3 separate regions of the Mus musculus genome follow, and all the other regions are linked to region 3. Evidence: chromatin loops called from intact Hi-C (ENCODE). Cell type or tissue: heart. All regions are shown on one strand.

Evidence for each region. A loop is a pair of places that touch in the nucleus more often than their neighbours do. Peaks named below come from ENCODE experiments on the same cell type or tissue, not always from the same donor. Only the 100,000 strongest peaks of a DNase experiment are listed, where the experiment ranks them.
Region 1: it touches region 3 in a loop (22-fold over the local background); 19 of 42 quality-filtered maps call a loop at or near these places.
Region 2: a loop joins it to region 3, with 6 times the contacts of the local background. A loop is called at or near these places in 8 of 42 quality-filtered maps.

Annotation. Positions count from the first base shown.
Region 1 is chrX:105,002,371-105,010,370 of GRCm38, forward strand. It overlaps Gm33486 (a long non-coding RNA gene), which reads right to left and starts at 1,526. Exons shown (of 3, transcript XR_387034.2): 1 at 966-1,526; 2 at 713-862. In heart, a CTCF peak has its summit at 4,343 (motif pointing left); no DNase peak of the experiment used is centred here; H3K27me3 peaks cover 1,654 bases.
Region 2 is chrX:104,746,259-104,754,258 of GRCm38, forward strand. No RefSeq gene overlaps it. Among named protein-coding and RNA genes, the nearest start is that of 1700121L16Rik, 67 kb to the right of the region's middle. In heart, a CTCF peak has its summit at 3,303; no DNase peak of the experiment used is centred here; H3K27me3 peaks cover 339 bases.
Region 3 is chrX:104,176,077-104,184,076 of GRCm38, forward strand. All of the region lies in intron 1 of Nexmif (neurite extension and migration factor), which reads right to left. Among named protein-coding and RNA genes, the nearest start is that of Nexmif, 21 kb to the right of the region's middle. In heart, a CTCF peak has its summit at 3,374 (motif pointing right); no DNase peak of the experiment used is centred here.

The DNA.
Region 1 (8,000 bases), 830 kb after region 3:
CCTCTTGGGTGCTGGGGTTACCCCATTCCCATTATAGTTTATTAGCTCTTTTTTGTTTTCCAGGAGAAATGAATATAGCTAGAAAGGACTAGGAGTGAGGAAGAGGGACGAAAGGGCATGGCAAGTGATTAGGAAATGTTTTTTTCCCAGGGGGAAAAGGGGCCATTAAGGAACAGTGTGTGCTCGTTTCGGCTGCTGATGGTCAAAGTTAAAGAGCCTGAGAAAAGGGGAAAAGTTTGTTTTATTTGAACAAGTTAAGGTACTAGGCACACTGTCCCAACTGGTCAGGGGTCAGGGAACACAAACAATTCAACTAATAACTTAGAAAGCAATGGCTGTGACCGGCTTTGTTATAGGGAAACATGGCAGTCCTATACAAGTCACATGCAGAAGGTTGGTTTTGGGGCAGTAAGTCTACTAGAAAACAAAAACTGTGGAAAGATTTTCATAATGGTTTTGGTTGGTTGGTTGGTTGGTTGGTTGGTTGGTTGGTTGGTTTGCTTTGTTTTTTGCTGTTCTGGGGATTGAACTCGGGACTTTGAACATGCTAGACAAGGACTTTACCATCTCCAGGAACCCAGAAAGGCATTAACTGGCCCTGTCTTCCAAAATCATAAAGTTCAGGTATAATTGAATATTGTCAGGTCTTCCTTTCATTAAAAATGAATGCTATTTGTTGCCAGGCAACTCAAGCGAACATAAACCTCCTGACCTGTGGCAAAGCAGGGCCTCCGAGCATTTCACCAGATGTTCTTAACTTCCTGGTCAAGGTTTGTCCAGGTAGTAGGCCAGCCTGTGCACTCTCTGCTGCAGAAATGAGCCCTTCAAGGTGAGGAATACAAGTCACCGGTGGGATGATGGGCTGACAGAAGGAGAGAGACTTGATGTAGAGGACTGAGTAAAGATCCTGTTTTAATAATGTGAGTGGAAATGACAATAACTGGTGACATTTACTTAGCACTTACTTTATGCCAGACAGCACCATCAAATACTGTGCCTTTTCCCTCTAATTATCCTTAAAGCAGAACTTCTCAGGATGGGGTATTTGTGAGGGAGTGCAGGAGTGGGGGCTGCCAATTAAAGCAGCTGCCTTTGCTTCTGCAACTCTTTCCAAGCCTTACAGCCCCTCTGCGCAGCCTGAGGTTATTTTTACTGACAGTTGGTTTCCCGGTGCAGCTGTTTCTCTCACAATTACTTCCCTGTTTAATTTTCTTCTTTACTAGTCCACAGTCCTGTTTAAAATGTCTCCTTCGAAGTGTTTGCTTGGTGTTTTCTTTCTGTTTGGTTTCTTCCAGCTTCACTGGGGTTTATCTGCCCCACAAGCCTTCTGCAGAAAATGTGTAATTTGATATTTTAGTGAAGTCCTGCTGTAAAAGAAAAGTGTATCTTTGACTTCCCTACTTCCCTTTGTAATTATTTTCCACTTCTGTAGCATTATCTCTAGTCTTCCCTTCTCCAACAAATACACTGACTTCCTCCTATATATTCTTTCACCTCTAGGCAGAAAGCAACATCTACTTTGATTAAAATAATCTTCTCTAAAATACTGATAAACACAAGGACTTCTCAGATCTCACATTTGTATTTAGACAGTTCAGCTCACTGGATCTCTTTGCTTCTCCAGCAAAGAGATCTTCTTGGTGTCTCCATCTATAAAGTGTTGGTAATAATAGCCATACTTCATAGAGTTATTATGAATCCTTCTTCTTTCTTTCCTTCCTTCCTTCTTTCCTTCCTCTTTCTTTATTTTTCATTTCTTTTTCTGTTTGTGTGTTTGTTTGTATAGAGTTCCTTTGTGTAGTCCTGGCTGTCCTGAAATTCACTCTGTTATTCCAAGCTAGGGAATTCTACTGCCCCTGCCTCCCCAGTGCTGGGATTAAAGGTGTGCCCCACCACCATCTTGTTATGAATACCAAATGAGTCAATTTATATAAAGAGATAATTTTAATTTCTGACATAGGGCAAGGGTTCAGTGACCATTTGCTATTGTTTTCACTGCCAGCACTATGAAGCTCCCTGGTGGCTGGCCATGGGTGATGTGATCCCACCCCCTGCTTTGGTGGTAAAATCCTGTGGGTAGGGTACCGCATATACCCTTAGAAGTTTATCTTTACGTGAAGCATATTAATAATGGGAAGAGAATTTAAGGTACCAAATTCAAAATCTCTGGTCTTGTCAGGAACAGTGGTGAGACACAGCTCAGCAGCCATTAGGAGCTACTGTCCCACCTACTCCCCCCACCCCCAACCCCTTAGGGGCCTGAAGTTGGGTAAAGCTGGATGTTTGACTACACTACAAAAAAATAATTTCAGGAGTATATGTGTGAACAAAAGTTAGTGAATTTATTATGCCAAGATAAGGGATAACACATACTTGAGATTTAAGCATATGGTAGAGGAGAGAGAGAGAGAGAGAGAGAGAGAGAGGGAGAGAGAGAGAGAGAGAGAGAGAGAGAGAGAACTAGAGAGGGATTACCAGGGGTTGGGGGGATGGCTCACTGACTTTGGAAGAGGACAATACACATCTAAGACCCAGATACAGGCTTAGGGACAAAGAAAGTTGTGCTTAGATATCTTCATTGATTCTGTGGCTTTCTAAGTTCAATTATTCAATGGTTTAAAATAAAACAAAGTTGAAATTAAGTAATATATATTATTTACAAAAGGGAATATCATATTTTTTTCTGCAAACTTTATATGCCCCAGTACAGGGGAATGCCAGGGCTAAATGGGTCGGTAGGGGAGCAGGGCGGGGGAGGATATAGGGGACTTTTGGAATAGCATTTGAAATGTAAATGAAGAAAATATCTAATAAAAAAATTGAAAAAAAATTTTTTTAATTTCCTTTTGTAAATTTGGAGCTAAGATGAAGAATGGACTATCCAGAGACTACCCCACCCGGGGATCCATCCCATAATCAGCCACCAAACCCAGACACTATTGCATATCCCAGAAAGATTTTGCTGAAGGGACCCTGTTATAGCTGTCTCATATGAGGCTATGTCAGTGCCTGGCAAATACAGAAGTGGATGGTCAGTCATCTATAAGATGGAACACAGGGCACCCAATGGAGAAGCTAGAGAAAGCACCCAAGGACCTGAAGGGGTCTGCAACCCTATAGGTGGAACAACAATATGAACTAACCAGTCTCCCCAGAGCTCGTGTCTCTAGCTGCATATGTAGCAGAAGATGGCCTAGTCGGCCATCACTGGGAAGAGAGGCCCCTTGGTATTGCAAACTTTATATGTCCCAGTACAGGGGAATGTCAAGGCCAAGAAGAGGGAGTGGGTGGGTAGGGGAGTGGGGGGGGGTATAGGGAACTTTCGGGATAGCATTTGAAATGTATATAAAGAAAATATCTAATAAAATATTCTTTTGTAAATAAAACTGCAAAATTGATTTATGTAGTCTGTAGTTTAGATTAATGGATGAGAGACGAATGCTAACACAATTAAACCGGTGGTGTGTGTGTAAGCTAGCCCCAGAGATCTGCCCATCTCCACCTTCTTAGTTTGGGGAGTACAAGCAATTACTACTACACTCAGATTTTTTGCCTGAACTTTGGCCAGCAAGACTAACTTACTGAGTGAGATGAAAGACAATTGAGAGACCTTGTCACAATCAGGTGGATGGCTCCTGAAGTTGACCCCTGGCTCCACGTTATGTGCACACAAACTCAATCAGGCAGACTCATGCATAACATACATACCAAAAGTTTAGTAACAGATATTTTGGGGGGTTGTCCAAATCACATAGTCTAGTATTTAATAGTACTGATGAATTACTCTTTAAATCATAAAGTAAAACTATGTTCAAAATATATGCCAGAATTGTTAACAGCACAGAAAATATCAGCATAGAGTTATATGGGGGAAAAAAACAAGATATAGAGCAAAATTATTTAAAATGTGATCAAGGCAAGAAACTACACAGATGGTAGTAAAAATGAATCTAAATGTTGAAACCATTGTCTCTGGGAGTATGTAAAATTTCTAAGTTTATTCCAATCTCCACAGTGCATGCATATTATTTTTGTAACGAGAAAAAGTAAAAGCCACAAAATTAAATCCTGGTGTAAATATAGAAAAAAGGATATGAAAATTGTTCAGAGAAGAAAGAGAAATGCTTTGAGACACAGAAATCCGTTCCTTTCCTGAGTATCAAAGAGATGCAAATGGAGCCAGTGCTGGGAGGCAGATCTTCAGCTATCACACTGATAAACAATTCTGTTAAAGATTACAATCTATGCTAGGCAGAGTCATAAGCATTTCACACCTATGGTGGGTGCTTGGAGAGAAAGGCCTGCGGAGGTTGGGTTCACAGAACACTGCTGCCATCTTCAGGAAGCTAATGGAATAGATAAATGTGTAATAATGTAATAGATTATTTATTACATTATTACATCCCTTATCTCTTTCCTTTCTGTTTCCTTCCTTTTTAGCTTCATTCTTTCTTTCCTTCCTTTACTTCTTTCTCCCTCTATGTCTTGCCTTTTCTTTTCTTTCTTTTTCAGTTGACTTGCCCATAAACAAGAAAGCCTCCAGGAAGACTTTACACCAAGTGATCTGTACTGCATGCCATGAATCCTTAGCAACAAGCTTTTATGTCAAAGAGATGGAGAGAACATTGTATGGCAGGTGAAGGGGTACATGAGTTTGTTTATCCCACATCGAGGGCCGATCCCTTCATTGGCTAGCACTGCCACTGTCTCTGCCTTACACTGCACTAATGAGAAGGACATTTTCAATGTTTTCATATGCTCCACTCTCTCCCTTGTAAAGATTGGTGCTTCATTGAATTTTATCAAAGACCCTCTGCTCCTCTGCCAATCCAAGGATGATAGAAAGACATGACTAATGTAAAAGACCTTGTACCTTTAAGGACTTGGAAGGCAAAGCCAAAAGGCAAATGCACTAATGAAACCAGCCTTGATAATCCTAGAAGGTTAGAGTGGACGACAATGAAGTTGTGGATGAAGAAGCCAGTGGTTCTCAACCTTCCTAATGCTGTGACCCTTTGAGTTCCCCGTGTGGTGATCTCCAACCATACAATTATTTTTGTTGCTATTTCCTAACTGTAATTTTGCTACTGTTATGAAATTGTAATCTAAATATTTTTGGAAATAAGGGTTTGCCAATGTGATCCCAACCCATAGGCAGAGAACCACTGATCTACTTTGTCTTCCTTCTCAGAAAGAAAAAAAAAGGAAATCAAAGCAAATCAAACCAAGTCCAAGCCAAGGCTCTTTAAAACAACATTGCCAGAGTCTGGGAAAGAGCCAAAGACTTGGCATCAGCCAAGCAAATAAAAAAGGCATCGCCAAATTGATAGGTAGTGGTATTGGACCCACTCTTGCATGACATCCTTTCCGGAGAACTCTGTGATTGCTTGTTTTGGTCTTAAAGAGTCAGCCCTAGCACTCAGTTCTCTCCCTTGAACAGGAAGAAGTAGAGCACACTCAATTTTCATGTTACTGTGTACAGCTTTTCTGTACCTTTTTTAAAAATTCAAGGCATTCATCTTTACTGTACTTAGCATTCATCTTTACTGAACTTGGAACTAAGTGTGTGTGGGGGGGGGGGGGAGTATTCAGTACTGCTCGCACGAGCTGCAGGAAAACTAGAGAGCCACAGTCCTCTGAGACATGTTGTCATAAGTGGAGGCAAACAACAGGCCTTTGAAAACACAAAGAAGCTAAAGAAAGAATGTCTAGGACTTGAGGGTCTATAACAGCTGTCATATGCATATTGGATCTCATGAAAGTTATAGGAATGATAAGGCATCCTGTGTGCTCAGAAAAGAGTCTTGGGAAATGTAATCTTGTCCCCTGTGGTAGTCTTTAGTTTCAGAACTTGTTACCTTGTCAAGGGCTGTCCCAACAAAGACCAAATCTGCAAAGCCTTGGAAAGCTCATAAACTTCAAAGAAACCCTTTAAAACATTAGCAAAGGGCCTGGCATATTTTAGTGGGTAAAGCCCTTGTATTGTAAACAGGAGGACCTGAGATTTCAATAAACTTGAAAGTAAGACAATTGAAATTATTGACTTCAGGAAGCAGACCCCAATGAAGAAAAACAATCTAGGAAATCTATTTTAAAGGCTTAGTTCATAAAATTGATGAGACTAGAAACTACAAAATTACAAAGAAGGAGAAGGAAGAGGAGAAAGGAGAAGAGGGAAGAAGAAGAGGGAAGAAGAAGAGGGAAGAAGAGGGAAGAAGAAGAGGGAAGAAGAAGAAGAAGAAGAAGAAGAAGAAGAAGAAGAAGAAGAAGAAGAAGAAGAAGAAGAAGAAGAAGAAGAAGAAGAAGAAGAAGAAGCAGCAGCAGCAGCAGCAGCCTGGCAAGCTGAAGATGCAAACACTGACACTGATGTTTTAGTTCAAGAACAGATTCTCAGGAAGAGCTGTTGTTACAGTTCAAGTCCAATGACTAATGATGGATCCACTGTTGACCAGGGAAGCCCGGTCCTTTTTTTTTTTTTTTTTTTTTTTTCCTATTCAGTCTTTCATTGGTGAGATGCACCTGTGCCAGTATGATGGTGTGTCACCAGCTTCACAGAAAGCCTGCTAGTTTAAGTGTTTACCTCATCCTAGAGAATTTGCGCAAACATTCAGAATGTTTTACCATATATCTGATACAATGGCCCAGTCAATTTGATGGTTTATGTATGTTTTAGTACACTTTTTAATGAAGAAAGGGAAAGTAACAAGTCATGTTGAGTCTAGTTCCTCAGAAGGTTAAAAATACAATTACCACATGACCATTCCATTCCTAAGTATATTATCAAAAGAAGTGAAAGCAGGGATACAGGCAGACAATTGTGCACTGATGTTCACAGAAGCATTATGCTCAACAGCCAAAGGTTGGAAGCAATATATGAATGTCCAACAGATGAGTGACTACACAAAATGTAATGGATGTGCTTTTAAAATGAGATAATAGCCTTTACATAGAAAGAAATCCAGGTCCAGACCGTAACCTGAATGAACCTCAAAAATATGCTTGGCGAAATAAACTAGACAAAAGGGACATATTTTCTGTAATTCTTCTTAAATGAAACTTATATGACAATTTAGATGCAGAATGTAGATTACAGCTTACCAGCAACTTGGAAAGGATCAAATGAAAATTTAACTGTTTAACATCTGTTAAATGCCTGTTTGGAGTGATCAGACAATTCTGGAAGTGGATATGGGAATAATTTCATAACAATGAGAATGTGTTTAATTCCACTGAACTATACAGTTTAAATTATTAAAGTGGTAAATTAGGGGGCTGGAGATGGCTTGATGAGTAAAACACTTGCTAAGTGGGAGAGCCTCAGTATCCAGCCAAGTGGCATATAGGTGTGGAGGTCTGCCTGCATCCCCAGTGCTCCAGGAAGTAGAGACAGGGCATCTCGGGGACAAGCTGACTGCCTAGGATACCTGAATTGGTGAGCTCTGGACTCAAGTGAGAGTTTAATACATAAGGTGGAGAGGAATCAAGAAAGGAACCCAGTATCAACATCTGTCTTCCACATATATACATGCATATTCCCCCTCACCACATATGCATGCAGACACATATATACAAATGTACATAACACTCACAAATGAGTAAAACATTAAACCTTACATTTTTCATTTGTTTCTGTGTGATGCTGGGTGTTAAATTCCATAACTCATGGTAATCAAATACCATGTATTGAGCCACATCTACAGCTGTATATTTTGCTACTGGGTGGGGGGGGGGAGAACAAAAAACAAGGTATTGGGAGCAAAGGGCTGTGTGTTGGAAACAGAGGAAACTTGAGTCAGAAAACAGAGGTTTGGAGTGGGATTTGGGAGGGTTTTCACATTATAAAATGGTACATGATATGACTATACTTGTGGGCTAAAGAGATCAAGATGACTAAAAACATACAATGTGATAGATGGTGAAATCCCCACAGACAGTGGCTATGTAAATGAACATGCTGGACAAAATTAAGTTCTAAATTCATAACGGGGCTGAGGTATTAG
Region 2 (8,000 bases), 570 kb after region 3:
ATGGATTTAAAAAATGTGCATTTATACAATACTGTATTACTTAGCACTTAAAAATCAATAAAAATTTGTAGGCAAATAAATCAAACTAGAAAAGATCATCTTGAGTGAGGTAACCCAGATTCCAGAAAGACAAATATGGTATGTCCTCACTTATAAATGGACATTAGCTGTTGAATAGAGGATAACAACCCACTCCCTGGGGCATCAAGTTCTCTGGGCCTGTAATGGAGAAAAGGATATCCAGACAGCACTGAATAACGCATATGGCAAAACATTACGGCAACACCATGGCTGGGTAGTTCGAGGGGTCTTTGCGTTAGCACTGAGGGCAGCGCCATCCTATGAGGACTTTGTAGCTGCGCTAACCATAAAAGAAGGCGACCACCAGAAAGAAGCTTTCAGTGCTGGCATGCAGAGGGACCTCAGCCTTTACCTCCCCGCTATGGAAAAGCAGCTGGCCATACTGGACACGTTATATGAGATCCACGGGCTGGAATCTGATGAGGTGGTGTGACAGCCACAGGACAGCACCTCCTAACTTCAGGGAATAAAGTCTGCTAAAGTGTTGTGTTGCCCTAGTTAATTTCCAGCAACAGCTTTGATACTCTCCAGCCTTTCCTTGGGGAGATGGACATGAGGAAGTCCTAGTGCTTTTATTTAGAATTGTTTTAATGCATATGTGTTTCATGTGTTTAAAAATCAAGGTGCTAAATAGTGAATCAAAAACAGTATCGTATTCCTGGAGGAATTGCAGAAATTACTGCCACTATCAAGGACTTGAAAGATGCAGGGGTGGTGGTTCCCACTACATCTCCGTTTAACTCTCCTATCTGGCCAGTGCAGAAAACAGATGGATCATGGAGAATGACAGTTGATTACCGAAAACTAAATCAGGTAGTAACTCCAATTGCAGCTGCTGTACCAGATGTAGTTTCGTTACTTGAGCAAATTAACACATCTCCTGGCACCTGGTATGCGGCTATTGATCTGGCAAATGCCTTCTTCTCAGTACCTGTCCATAAGGACCACCAGAAGCAATTTGCTTTCAGTTGGCAAGGCCAACAGTATACCTTCACAGTTTTGCCTCAAGGATATATTAACTCTCCTGCCCTGTGTCATAATTTAGTTAGACAATTATCTATGAAATGTTACAATTTACAGGCCCAGAGAAGCTAAGTAATAAGGAGGGCTCAAGACAGGGACATATGAATCTCACTGTGAAGGAAACTACAATAGACATTGAAGGTAGATGGGGGAGGGGTCTGAGTTGGTGTGGATGGAAACAGGAGGGATCAAGTCGGCAGAGGAGGGAGTGAGAGAGTACTAGGAAAGAAAACTGGAATGGTGGCGCATATCTGGAATGAGCTAGAAATCAAGTGCAATGGACTCCAAGCAATGGGGATACAGAGCCTGAACAGGCCATATCCTGTAACCAGGCAAGACCTCCAGTGGACTGATTGGGACACCAACCCAACCACAAACCTTTGACCTATAATTTGTTGTATGTACAAGATGGGCATGGATAAAGGTGGCACAGAAATTGTGGAGTGCCCAACCAATGAGTGGTCCAGATTGAGACTCATTTAAAGAGAGATCCTATCCCTGACATTGCCTGGAGGGCTGGGACCCAGAAGCTGGAGAGCCCAGAGACCTAATGTAGAACCAAACATGACTGGCCAAAAAAAATAATAATAATAAAGTCAATGAACTAATTCCTAATGATATTCTGCTATGCTCAAAGATTGGTTCCTAGTCCAGTCGTCATCAGAAAGACTTAATCCATCAGTGGATGGAAACAGATGCAGAGACCCACACAAAATATTCGGCAGAGTTTGAAACATCCTGCAGAAGAGGGAATGAAGGATTGTAGGAACCAGAAGGGTCAAGAACACTCCAAGAAAACCACAGATTCAACTAACCTGGCCCATAGGGGCTCACAGAGACTGAACTGCCAACCAGGGAGCCTTCATGGGCCTAATATAGGGCCCTCTGCACGTATGTTACAGCTGTGTAGTTTGGTCTTTTTGTGGGACTCCTAACAATGGGAACAGGGGTTGTCTCTGACTCTGTTGTCTATTTCTGGGACCCTTTGTGAAGAGAAACAGAGGAGGAATGGATGGAGGGGGAAGAGGAAACTGTGGTTGGGATTAAATAAATAAATAAATAAATAAATAAAATCTACTGAAAATGAGAAAAAAACAGGAAGCAAGAGCGAGTGCATAGATTTAAAGATGAGGATATACAAATGATAATGACACATATGAAAATATATTTAACAGTATAAGGCATTTGAGGAATCCAATTAAAACCAGAAACCTCAAAAGCAGAGGGAGTAAGTGAAATGTGTGTGCAGCAATTGGGAGTGTAAATGATATGGCCACTCTGGAAAACACTTGGGATGTTCTTAAGCCTAAACATGAAACTGCTGTATGATTTGCTAAGTTTATTCTAGGAGATTCATCCCAGAAAAACAAAAGTTCATCTCCATACAGAGAGCCAAGCATGGATGCTATAACAGGCTTATTTGACATAAACTGAATTGAAAATTACTGAAATCCTCAGAACATGGATAGTAAAACTGTGGTGCTTCCAGAGTGTGGAATAAAAAGGAAGAGTTGATATAGCCAGTGACCTGGCTGCATGTCCAAAGCATTATGTTCATGAAATAGGCCAATCTCAGTGGCTTACATCATGTATTATTACATTTCTATAACATTCCTGAAATGGCAGAATTATAAAAATGTAGATCAGATTAGTAGTTGCCAAGGCATAAAGAGAAGGTGGGAGCAGGAGGAAAAGACGTTTGGTTATTTTACAAAGCATCAGGAGGAATGTGTACAGTGATAGGAATATTGTACAACTTTGTGTATCAGTATTCATATTCTGGTTGTTACCATCTACAGTAGTTTTCTATGTTGTTGCTATAGTGGAAAGCTGAGTAAAGGGTCCATAGGATATTTCTATTATTTTTTACAACTACATATTACAACAATTTAGCTAAACTAACTTCAAATTTGGATTTAAACTGTGTATAAAAGAGCATCTGCCCACTTTGTTCTTCTCTATATTCCTTTGCCAATTCCTCATAACACATTTCCAGTTAGAAAGTTGGACTGATAAACCTTTGAAATGCTGAGGATGGATGTGTGAGAGACTCAGAAAATGAAAGCGGGAAGGGAAGTATTCCATATGAAAAAGTATATTTATTTGAAATCTCCTTTCCATTCTTACAGTTAAAACCCAATACCAGATACATCCTGAAAATAAAGCTGTCTCTTGTTATTCAACACTGCCTCTAGTGTCAGAGCAGTTGCAATACACTCTATGTATTCCTGGTCTGGAGGCCACAATAAGATGAGGATATCCAGATCTGACTGATTAGAGAAGGAACAAATCTCCCACAAGACTAGCTACACATTCTTATTTTGAACTGAAACAGATGTAGAGAATCATACTTCAGGACCTCATCTGGCTGGGACAGTATTCAGGAAACAAATGGGCCTTCTCAAGCCTGTATGTCAAAACCTGAGCTGTAGAAATCTTTGCAAACAAAAAATTAAGTTGGGCTGCAATGCTAACTGATATTCAGCCTAGGCTTTGAAAGAAAGTTGAGGTCTTTATGTTGGCTGTTGCAGTCTCTATGTTCTCAGACATGTCACTGGCTGTAGTGTGATTATATACCCCCATTACTCTATTTCCCTCTGCCAGGTCTGTTGTAGAACCTGTGGAGGGTTCTTCGTGAGAGTACATTAATGGAGGTACATTGTGAGAGTTGTTGAATGTCAGATATATACATTTCCTTTGTGATACAGCTACTCTTTAGTTTGTTGTTATACATAGTGGAAGGAGTTCAGGAAGAAGATAAATTATCATATTTAGCTCTTCTGTGTACAAGCTCTTTCCATTACAAAAGTGCCATTTCTGTATGGGGCCGGGCCAGATAAGAGAGTGGAATACAGGATTGCATTCTCTATGTTTGTTGGCACTGGAGGATTTCCTACCAGGCTCAGGAATGATCAGGAGCCAGAATAATACATGTGCTCTTCCTTCTTGTGTTTGTAGAGGAATGTTTCTTGTATCTCCAGGAAGATGGAAAACTCTTCCCAGGCAGAAATCCACATTCTCAATCACCTTTGTTCATCATCCCTCACTCTCTTATCTACTTACTTCCTCTATCATTTTTCCCTCTGAGGGCATATGTCAGAGAATACATAGGAGGAGGGTATTAGGTATAGCCTTTTCAATTGCTCTAAAAGCCAGGTCCCAGGTATCTCTAAAGGCTGGATCTTCTGGTTATTTCTTAGGCAGTACTGACTCTAGTGTTATAATTGTTTCATGGTTTCATGAATTGAGCAATGACAAGAAGCTACCATCCAAATGTGCCTCTGCACACAATGATGATTAGTAGAAAAAAATTCATAAACTAGTTTCTGGGGAGAGAAGCAAAAACTTGGTATAAAGTCCACAGAAAGCATTAAGGCTCAGGAACATGAGCGTTGGCATCATGGTACGAAAGAAGAGAGGTGCATTGCCTAGTACTAATCATAATAGTTGAATGGAGTAAGTAAATTACTATCTGATCAGTGGGTTCATCATGCGACTAGAGACATGAATGTCATAATCTGGAAGGCTCATAGATGGTAAGAAAATGTGTTTGGGGCTAGAACAAACAGGGAAGAAACAGAGTTGGTGTCCATTGTATGCTTAATAGTGATATCTTCTAGTTCATCTCCTAGTTGAAGAGTTGTGAGCAAGAGAATGAAAAGATGCATCAGATTGGTCTATGGCTTTATGGTGCTGAGTCTAAGAGTAATATAACACAAAAAGATGTAGTGTATGTAGTGAGAGGTGTCTTGTAGGTGGAGACTTTTCAGTATTCTAAGTTAGTAGTGATTTATAAATTATAACCTACATATATCTTAATTGGATTTCAGAGATGATAAAATAGTTGTGTGATGGGCGTGAGGAAAACATTGTATCTTACAGTAATCTTTCTTCATGAGGTAGAACTTCAGGCTTATTACATAAGCATTCTACTATGTTTCCAGCTAGGTAATCCATTTGTTAGATGGAGCACATAGTCTAGGCTATGCAATAATAATGTGTGATCCAAGGTGATAAAATGGAGAGAAGAACCTTTATGAAAATCAGAAGACAGGCAAGAGAGGGCCTAGTCATGGGCAAGTACAAACTGACTCATGAGGGTTTAGATAGGTGTTTTCTATTTAGACCTAAAGTCAAGTATTTGCCAGTTGCATGAGTGATGAGAATTTTTGGGAAGCCTATTCCAGGTTAGTCTAAGGCAACATGCAGTAACCACAAGGAAACAGTTACCAACTTGCACCTCAGCTTCCTATAAGCTGTGCAAATTAGTGTGGAGATTAAATGAAAAAGTTGCTAGACCCCCAAATGTCCCTGTATAATTTATTTTTCTTGGTGGTTCTCACTGAATTTAAGAAAAAAAAAGCCTCTCACATGTACAAAAATAGTCTTTGAGGACATATTTTCTTGTATTTTAACCAAATCTCTCAATGCCTCAGTTTTTTTTTTCTTATGTAGAAATAGTCAGAGAAGAATCTGAATATCTAGGACATGGTATATTGGATCTAGTCCCAGATTTATCATTACAGAGAGTTGGACCTACGGGCATTTGTGTAAGTATTTTTACAAGCAAGACTTTTAAGGAATCTGATTTGTATTTTCATGAGTTCTCTTACCAATTCCCTGAAAAGTTCTGTAAAATTTCCCATTGTCAATACATTTCAAAGCTCCACTCTTTTTGTGTGGGCTAGAACTTCTATAGCAAGGTGTCTAAAGAGTATAAATTAGGTAACAATCCATAAGGTTTGTCCCTTAATTCTAGCTTTCATCATCTCCAATTCTATATTAAATCTCTTCTTGTCACCATCATCTTTTCCTCTGATAAGCATCCAGCCCACCTCATTCCCCATCTGTGGTGTGTGTGTGCTCGTGCACACACCTCAAACATACTCTGTCATTAAAAATAGTTAAAAATAAGGATGAGCTATGGCTTGGAAAATTATTCCATAGTTTGTAGAAAACATAAACAGAAAAATCAAAGTGAGTAGAAGCTGCTTTTATTAGATATTTAGTTGTTTGAGAAGGTTAGAGTGCAGAATGTGGGAATATATCACGGTTTATGGAGGAGGAATATATTAATAATTCATGTTTTATTCATTCACTCTGCAATGCTGTTAGTATCATTTACATATAAGAAACACATAGGGGAACTGACCCTGACCCACAACTCTCCAGAACAAAATACCGCTGGGAAAGGACTGGTCTCCCAGGAGTGCTGACACACCTACACAGGTAAGACCACCACTTTTGTTCAAATTCCTAGCCCAAGAGGGACCCACCCAGAGCCATCAGGAGACAAGAACCAAGGAACAGCCAGGGACAGGGTCCTTTTGGCTTCTGTCTGCACCCCAGAGCTGACCCTGTGCCACAGCTCTGCATACCCAAATTCCTCCAGGAGAGAACTAGTCTCCCAGGAGTACTGACACACAGGCTTGCAGGAGGGAAAAGCCACAGTTGGAGACAGCAAGACCAGCTAACACCAGAGGTAACCAGATGGCAAGTGGCAAGGGCAAGAACATAAGCAACAAGGTTATTTGGCATCATCAGAACCCAATTCTTCCAACATAGCAGGTCTTGTATGCACCATCATTGGAAAAGTAAGACACCAATCTAAAAATCACTTCTCATGATGATGAGAGAGGACTTTAAGGACATAAATAACTCCCTTAAAGAAATACAGGAGAACACAGGTAGAAGCCTTTAAAGAGGAAACACAAAAATCCCTTAAAGAATTACAGGAAAATATAACCAAACAGGTGAAGGAATTGAACAAAACCATCCAAGATCTAAAAGTGAAAATAGAAATAATAAAGAAATCACAGAGGGAGACAACCCTGTAGACAGAAAACCTAGGAAAGAGATCAGGAGTCATAGATGCAAGCATCACCAACAGAATATAAGAGATAGAAGAGAGACTCTCAGGTGTAGATACCATAGAAAGCATTGACACAACAGTCAAAGAAAATGCAAAATTTGAAAAGCTCCTAACCCAAAACACCTAATCCAGGACACAATGAGAAGACCAAACATAAGGATAATAGATAAGAAGAGACTGAGGATTCCCAACTTAAAGTGTCAGTAAATATCTTCAACAAAATTATAGAAGAAAACCTCTCTAACCTAAAGAGAGATGCCCATGAACATACAAGAGGCATACAGAAGTCCAAATAGATTGGACCAGAAAAGAAATTCCTTCCGTCACATAGTAGTCAAAACACTAAATGCACAAAACAAAGAATATTAAAAGCACTAAGGGAAAAATGTCAAGTAATATATAAAGGCCAACCTATCAGAATGACACCAGACTTGTCACCAGAGACTATGAAAGCTAGAAGATCCTGAGCAGATGTCATACAGGATAATACAAATGCCAGCCCAGGATACTATGCCCAGCAAAACTCTCAAATACCATGGATGGAGAAACCAAGATATTCCAAGACAAAACCAAATTAACACAATATCTCTCCACAAATCTAGCCCTACAAGGGATAATAGACAGAAAACTCAAAGAGTTTTTACAAAGAGTGAAACTACACCCTAGAAATAGCAAGAAAGTAATCTTCTTTCAACAAACCAAAAAGAAAATAGCCACACAAACATAAAAATAACATCAAAAATAAAAGGAAGCAATAATCACTATTCCTTAACATCACTTAACATCAATGGACTCAATTCCCCAATAAAAAGACATAGAATAACAGACTAGATACATCCTATCAGATCACTACGGATTAAGGCTGGCCTTCAATAGCAACAAAACAACAGAAAGCCTACATACACATGGAAGCTGAACAATGCTCTCTACTCAATGATAACTTGGTCAAGCAATAAAGAAAGAAAGAAATTAAAGACTTTTTAGAATTTAATGAAAATGAACGTACAACATACCCAAACTTATG
Region 3 (8,000 bases):
TAGTCTCATTTCACTTTGGTGCTGTTACAAAGTGAAGGATGGAGGAAGGAAAGGAGAGAGAGAGAGGAGGAGGAGGTGAGAGAAAAAACACAGCCATCTTTTCCTAATTAAATTTCAGGATCTTCTCAGTATGTAGTTTTAATTCATTGAAAGTTTTCTTTCCAGTCTCCCTTCCTTAAAACTCTACTCACTCACTTCTTCTGTGTGAACACACACACACACTCACAGAGACAGAGAGAGAGAGAGAGAGAGAGAGAGAGAGAGAGAGAGAGAGAGAGAGAGAGAGAGCGCACATTACCCTTGATAGGAATCAAATCAGGCAAAGCAGTTCTGCCTCAGTACTTGCCTTTGTAACCATGCATGTAAACAACATTCAGGAGGTTTTTAGCCTTGAGAACAGTTCAACAATAATGGGTGCCATTCTACTTTTACTCAGGAAAAGCTGAAAGGAAACTAAAAGGCTTAATAGGTACAAATACTGTGCTCCTGTTACAATCAATAAATAATGCCAAAGTGAAAGAATAGCAGTATATGGCAACACACTGAATGATGCAGCTTCTGGTAACCCTCCAGCGAAAGCCTTTGTGAAGTTTTATGCTGCTAGTCACATTAAAGTGACCTCTGAGGGCCAGGACAAAATGTTCTCTTATTATCCTTGTATTTGTTTGTTTTGCTACTTAATGGCTTTCATTTTTAAGTTTAACTTAAATTAGGGAATGGTGAAAAAAAATAACTCTAAGCAACTCAAGGTTTGCCTTGCTGAATCCATCCAGGAAAGGATATGAGATTTGGACACAGATGCTTAGGTCTCTAGCCAAGAAGAAATTGCTGCCATGGAGCAAGGGGCTGGGGAGGCTAGACCTTCAGTTTCAAATCAATCAAGCAGTGTTCTCTACACATTTGATTCAATCTATTCTACTTTTCAAAAAATGGCCACTATCGTCCTCATCTCTTCACAGCTTAACCCAGTGTGATGTAATAAAGAACACAGTATAAAAAGGTATGTTTTGTGAGAGTTGTTCCCAATCTAGTGTACGACGAAATATTTCCACTAGGTCAGCAACACTTCAATTTTCAAGGAGATATCATGAAGGGAGTTTCACTAAGTATGATTTTTTTTTTCCTCTCAGAAATTCTACAAAGCAAAATTAGTTGACTTGGCCACAAGCCATAAATACTAATTAGGTCTGTAAGATTGTTTAATGTTTAAGCCTAAACATCAGCAGGCAGTCCTACAGACTAAAAGAGGGTTTCTCAATTGACAGCCTGAATGCAGAAGGACAAAAGCTAAACACTGCCTATAAAGGAATCAATTTCTCTTTAACCTGGCCACCAGAAGAAAACCTGATTAGGAAAGAAAAAAATATTATAGGGCTTCCAGGACTTGGCAGGGCAAAAGGAATTACCCAGGATCTTACCCAGGGCTCAGAAGATACCCACTTTTTTCCTTCTGAGTACATTGGCTACTTTGCATGTTTTTTTTTTCACATTTTCCTCTCAGCTTGGAAAGCAGAAGAGACAGGTATCTTCATGCCCCAACCCTAATATAGTCTTAGAAGCTTTGTCCTCATGTCAGGAGTCTTCTATTGAGCTATAGATACATAGATACATACTGCATAAGCAGGGTTCAAGTGTTGCCTCCAATTCCACCTCTTCACCATAGCTCAGACCCAGAACAACAAACAACCTTGCATTTATTTTCCAATATCAGCCACCTCATTTGAATGACACTATTTTAATGACAATAAATGTTGCCTGGGCACCATGAAGAGAGAAACATCTCCCTGCATTAATCTCACTAAGATCCTGAGGCATGTTTCAAAGCAAGCATAGGAGAATTTACACCTAATTAAAACCACGGGGGCAATGAAATATCAAAGAACAAATCTAGTTCCTTAGAATTAGAGTATTTTTGCTGGGCAGTGGTGGCGCACGCCTTTAATGCCAGCACTTGGGAGGCAGAGGCAGGCGGATTTCTGAGTTCAAGGCCAGTCTGGTCTACAAAGTGAGTTCCAGGACAGCCAGGGCTAAAAAAAAAAAAAAAAAGAATTAGAGTATTTTTGAGCTGTCAGTCCATCCATAATATTAGCAAAGGAGGAAAGGAGAAACAAAAAGGAGAAAATATTTATGTATAGGAGTGAGGGTAGGCAAGGAGGGAAAGCCAGACAGTTGTTTTTTTTTTTTTAAGAAAAAAAAAAAAAAAGATGCTGACTTAGAAGTTAAATACCAGAAAGGAACGGATTGGTTTTTAACCCTTGTAATTTTTGCTTTCCCCCTGCATACCTAAGAGCAATGACTGCTCCTTTGATAGAAAAACCATATGCTTTGTTAGATGTGGCACTGAACAGTTGAGGAGTAAAGAAAACCGAATAATCCAAAAAGCAGAAAATTTCTGGTAATAGAAAAAGTGAAAGTGTTTTATTTCACCATTAGAGAAGATAAAGTAGACATAGTTCTTAGGCCTCTTGGTACAAAGCAAACAGAAGACTAAAAATCCAGGCATTTTGTTTTTTTACCCTCATGTGTTTATAGACATAAAAGATACATCTGATTAGTAAGACTTATATATACTACCACATGTCTAGCTGTAAAGTCACAGCTAGGCAAGCCAAGTCAATAAAATTATTCAAATTAAAACTACTATACTTAATTTCATCCATTCAACACATATGAGGCAGAATGATGAGGTCAGAGAAAGAATAGGAAGATATTTCATCCAAGAGTAAGATATGAAAACTGTAATGAAACAAATTGGAAGAATTTTTAACTACTCAGCATATGTCTATACAAAATCTGATAGCATCTACAAGTAGTGTGGACGCTTTCCCTCAAAGTTTCATCTTGGGCTCATCAGACATTTTGTAAAGATTCTAGCTGCCTAAACACAAGATCACTCAGACCCATCTGAATTTATATTCACAGCTGACCTGGCTGTGCCATTAACTTCCTAATTTAGAAGAAAAACACATTAACCATATTTCCAAAAGCTAATAATTTTGGGGTATAACATTTATTATTTATTTATGTTCGAAAGGGCTTAGTTTTTTCTCCATATTGGCAAACAAAAAGTGCTCATACATTTTGATAGTTAAAACCCTGCCTCATTTTCCCTTCCTCTCTAGGAGACTCAATTATATCATCACAATTCCCAAGTTCTCGGTCTTAGAGACCCATAACACATTAAAACTAAGACTTAACATAAATGAGGTGCTCCCAATTGTCAACAAGCTCTACTCTCCAAGCAGGGATAGATAGTGTCCACATTCACCTGTTTCTTCCCACCATTTGTCACTGAAGTTGAAAAGGCCAACATGGACTGGAAGGAAATTCAGTCCTTCCCATTTGCTCCTTTCTCCTTCCTATTCTGGCCAGTAGGTGGCACCACAGATAGATGGCTATTTCGTTTCAGCACAAAACACTTTAAAAGCCTCAGGTTCTTTTGGTATGGCAATCTTTTATCCCGAGGAGCTGATTTGAAATAGTTTGTACACACCACAATTTATACTTTGTCCAAATTGATATTAAGATTGATGGAGTGGCCAGATAGTAAAGGAGAAAAGTTTTCTCTAGAGTTTTTGTTCTTCCCAGATCACTAGAGCACATATAAAGGAAATGTGACAAGACAGTTACAAATTTCTTACCCTGTGTGTGAATAAACACAGACAGCCCAGCAATAAAAGTTGACCCCATTTGCCAAATCTCTCAGTGCAGTCTCCGAATCTTCTAAAATAGAACAGCGGGGAAGGGGCACTGGGGTGTGGATGTATGACAGGATATTACAATAAAATGACTTGGGGATTATATACTGTTTGGGATTAGCGACACCTCAGCACCTTTCCATTAGTATTTGATAAATGGTTTTAAAAAAAAAACACAGAGCTAGCTGCTTAATATCTGCAGCAGGCAAGGACAATTAGAAAACATTAATTTTTGTTCTGTTCACACTCCTATTCCCAAAGCTAACCACACACATTCTAGGTTCTGGCTTCACCAATCAATCATTATCTACCACCATACAAAAAAACCGAGGTTTTATTTTAATTCTTGCATTTCAGACTTACTTTCTCACATGTGTTATTATGCTTCATGGGATATTTGACCCATAAACATTTCCTATTAAAACCTAATTTATGGTAAGTCAAGATGTAAGCTGTCATGCTTTCCCATCATGATGGTTATGCCTCTGGAACCATGAGCCCAAATAAACTCTTTCTTCTAAAGTTGCCTTGGTCAAAAATAACTAATGCATCTCCATATAGCTTGTCATAGTGGCTACATTTATTTATATTCCCACCAGCAGTATATAAAGGTTCTTTCTCCACACCCTCACCAGTATCTGTTATTTGTTTTCTTGGAGACAGCTATTTTGACTGTGGATAGAATCTCAGTGTAGTTTTCATTGATGGATAAAGATAATAAAATTTTCAAATATGTATTATCCCTTGTGTTTCTTTCAAGAAATGCGTGTAGTTCAGTCTTTATGTGGGACTCATAACAGCTGGAATGCGGACTGTCTTTGACTCTGTTGCCTGCCTTTGGGACCCTTTACCCCTATTGAGCTGCCTCCTTTAGCCTTAATATGAGAAGAGCTGCTTAGTCTTGCTGCAACTTGATATGCCAAAGCTGGTTGGTATTCATGGGAGGTCTTCCCTTTTCTAAGGAGAAAGGGAGGAGGAGTGGAAGGGGAGAAGAACTGGGAGGGGGAGGGGAAACTGAAGTCATAATGTAAAGTTAATTAATTATTTACTTAATTTAAGTCTGTTCAATTCATAGCCCACTTATCGGTTGATGTGAGCTTTGACACCTATTTTTGAGTTCCTTATATATTCTAGATATTAATCCCCTCTCTGAAATTGTCTTAGCTATAGCTTCTACTGCTGTGATAAACACCAAAACTAAAAACAACTTGGAGGGGAAAGGGTTTAGTTGACTTACATTTCCATAGCACAGCCTATCATCAAAGGAAGCCAAGGCACAATCTGAAGGCAGGAACAGAAGCAGACTTCGAAGGAATATTGCTTACTGGTTTGCTCCTCATGGCTTGCTCAGTCTGCTTTCTGATATATTCCCACAAACCAACCACCCCGGGTGTACCACAAACAATGCGATGGGCCTTCCACATCAGTAATTTTTTAAATGCACTATAGACTTAACTACAGGCTATCTGATGGAAGCATTTTCTCAACTGAGTTTAGCGTGTCAAGTTGATTACAAAAAAAAAAAAAGACAGACATATAGTTAGCAAAGATTTTTTCTTTCTGTGGGCTGTTTCTTCACTCGCTGTTTATTTCCTTTGCTTTTAGTGAAATTTTTACCTATTCCTGTATCTTCAAGTGTTTTACCTACGTTTTCCTCAAGAAGTTTCAGCATTTCATTCTTTTATTAAGGTCTTTTATCCAGTTTAAATTGGTTATTGTGCAAGATAAGAGATATGTATTTAGCCCTATTCTTGCACATGCAAATGTTTTCTCAGCATCGTTTGTTGAAGAGGCTGTCTTTTTCTGATGTATATTTTTAACACCTTTGTCAAAAAGTAGGTGGCTGTAGCTATGCGGTTTTAGAAATAGGTATATTTAAACAAAAAAATCTTTTTTAATAGGGAATATGATTCTGTATAAAGGAGTCTTTTTAATTTTATTTAAAACTAGAATGTGGATGAAAATGTGTGAGAGAATAACTAAAAATAAATAATAAATTATATTAAAAAATAAAAGCATGATGTTCTCAATCCTGGGATTCTCACTGATTTACAATAGTAAATGAACACCATCCCCTTCCAAACACAAACCATTATTGGACAAATTTGGGGTCAAAATGTAGCTACCAACTAGCATGACTCTAGCACCTTTCCAGCCCTGCCCAAAAGCTGGAGATAAGAACAGAACAATTAAAATTGGCAAGGCTTCATAACAACTACTGTGAGCTGCCATTTGGCCAAAATTAAGACAGTCAGGGCAGCAAGGGCAAAGCAGCACCAATTTAAATTGATTAACGTAGAACCATGGGTGAGTTGTCGTGGGCTAAGATGCAGCTTTACAAGGTCCAAGACCTGGGAGGAGAACTGCCAAGATGGCTTATTGGGTAAAGGTGCTTGTTGCCATGCCTCAGTTCCATCCCCTCATATGGCAGAAAGGGAGAACTAACTCTCAAAAATTGTCCTCTGGTCTCAACATACTCACTGTGGCACATATGTGGCCTCACATAGATAGATAGATAGATAGATAGATAGATAGATAGATAGATAGATAGATAGATAGATGTGCCCAACATACAATAGAAATAGAAGAAAAATAAAAATAGAAATGTAAGAATTAAGAGACAAAAGATAATGGCACTTTCATTTTTATTTTAATTATTTTTTAAAAATATGTGTATATGTGTATGTCTAAGTGTGGGTTTGTACACATGGAGGCAAAAAGAGGGCATCAGATCCCTTTGACTTGGAGTTACAGGCAGATGTGAGCCACCTGAAATGAGTGCTGAGAACCAAACTCCAGGTCTCTACACTCTTAACCACTGATCTTAACCACTCTGTACCCCACTTATTTTATTTTTTAATATCAACATCATACCTTTTTGCTGTGTGATACTCAACTTGCTCAGTTTCTCCATGCTTTGTTGTCTCAGTATGTTCAACTGCCTAAAACAAAAATCTATCACCAGGTGTGAGTTGATGGCTCAGCAAGGACTAGATTTCCCAGAACTCATGTAAAAGTCAAGTGGGTATGATTATACCTGCCTGTGTATAATACCAGCAGGTAAGAGCATAATGGCTTTTTCGTAATGCCAGTACACAAAAGGTGGAACAAATAAGGAACAGATAATCCCTGGAGTTAACAGATGACCCAGAATAGCCTAAATAATGAGCTCTGGATTTAGCAAGACCTCACTATATAAGGTCAAACATGATTGAAGGTGACATCTGATACAAACTTTGGGCTTCCATATGCACACATGTGCACATGTACCACCACACACATGTGAACACGCATGCACATATACATGCATGTATATCACACACACCCCAAAAACAAACAAAATAAACTACCACTCTCCCTTCTTCCAGAAATTCCTGACAATTGAATGCACTTTGCATGGATTACAATTAAATGATAAAAACAAAACTGTAAACAATTTTTAATTGTGTGTATATGTATGCATACAAGTTGTCTAGACATGTACCTCTCCTCTCTTAGTAAGTGATAAAGACATTTTAATGATTTCCATCCCGTTTATTCTCCAGCTGTGGAGAAATTAAGCATCCCAGCCCACTTAATGGAGCAGAATAAATCACTACTATTTATTCCCCAAGGTAAACTTCCATGGAACCAGCAGCTCTAGAAGGAACTCCCTTTGTGCTCCAAAACATGCTTATTTTAGAGGTGAAAGGATTTCCTTCCATGTCATTGGTCAGACCTCAAGCACTCCAGATGGCTATCTAATTGTCCAGAATGATTTTTTTCAGGAATCTAAGGTTTGATGTCAGCTTTTAAGGAACCAGATCTGGGATGGGAGTTAGAGTGATGGCTCAGTGGATTAAGCAAGCTTGTTACTCTTCTTTTGAAAATTAAAGTAGAATTAGATAATTTCCCCCTTCCCTTTTCTCCCTCCAATCCCTATCTCTACCTCCTTGCTTCCTTTCAAATTCTTTTTCTTTTTTTAATACAACCTTCTGGGTCCATTTAGTGTTGTTTGTATGTATATGATTTCAGGGCTGACTACTTGGTATTTAGTAACCAACTAGACAGCTCATCTGTGTGGTGACTAAGTCTCCCTCTCTTGGCAGTTCTTAGTTATCTATAGTTCTTTGTCAATGGATGGGACCCATGAGATTGGCCCCTTCCATGATAACATGTCTATTGGTATTATCTTTGTTCAGCTCTTGTTTAGGCAGCAGTATTGCTGATGTATCATGCGTGAACCTTCCCTGCCATTTATAGGAGACATAATCTCACACAGATTCCCTGGTCTTCTAGCTCTTACAATCTTTCTGCTCCTTT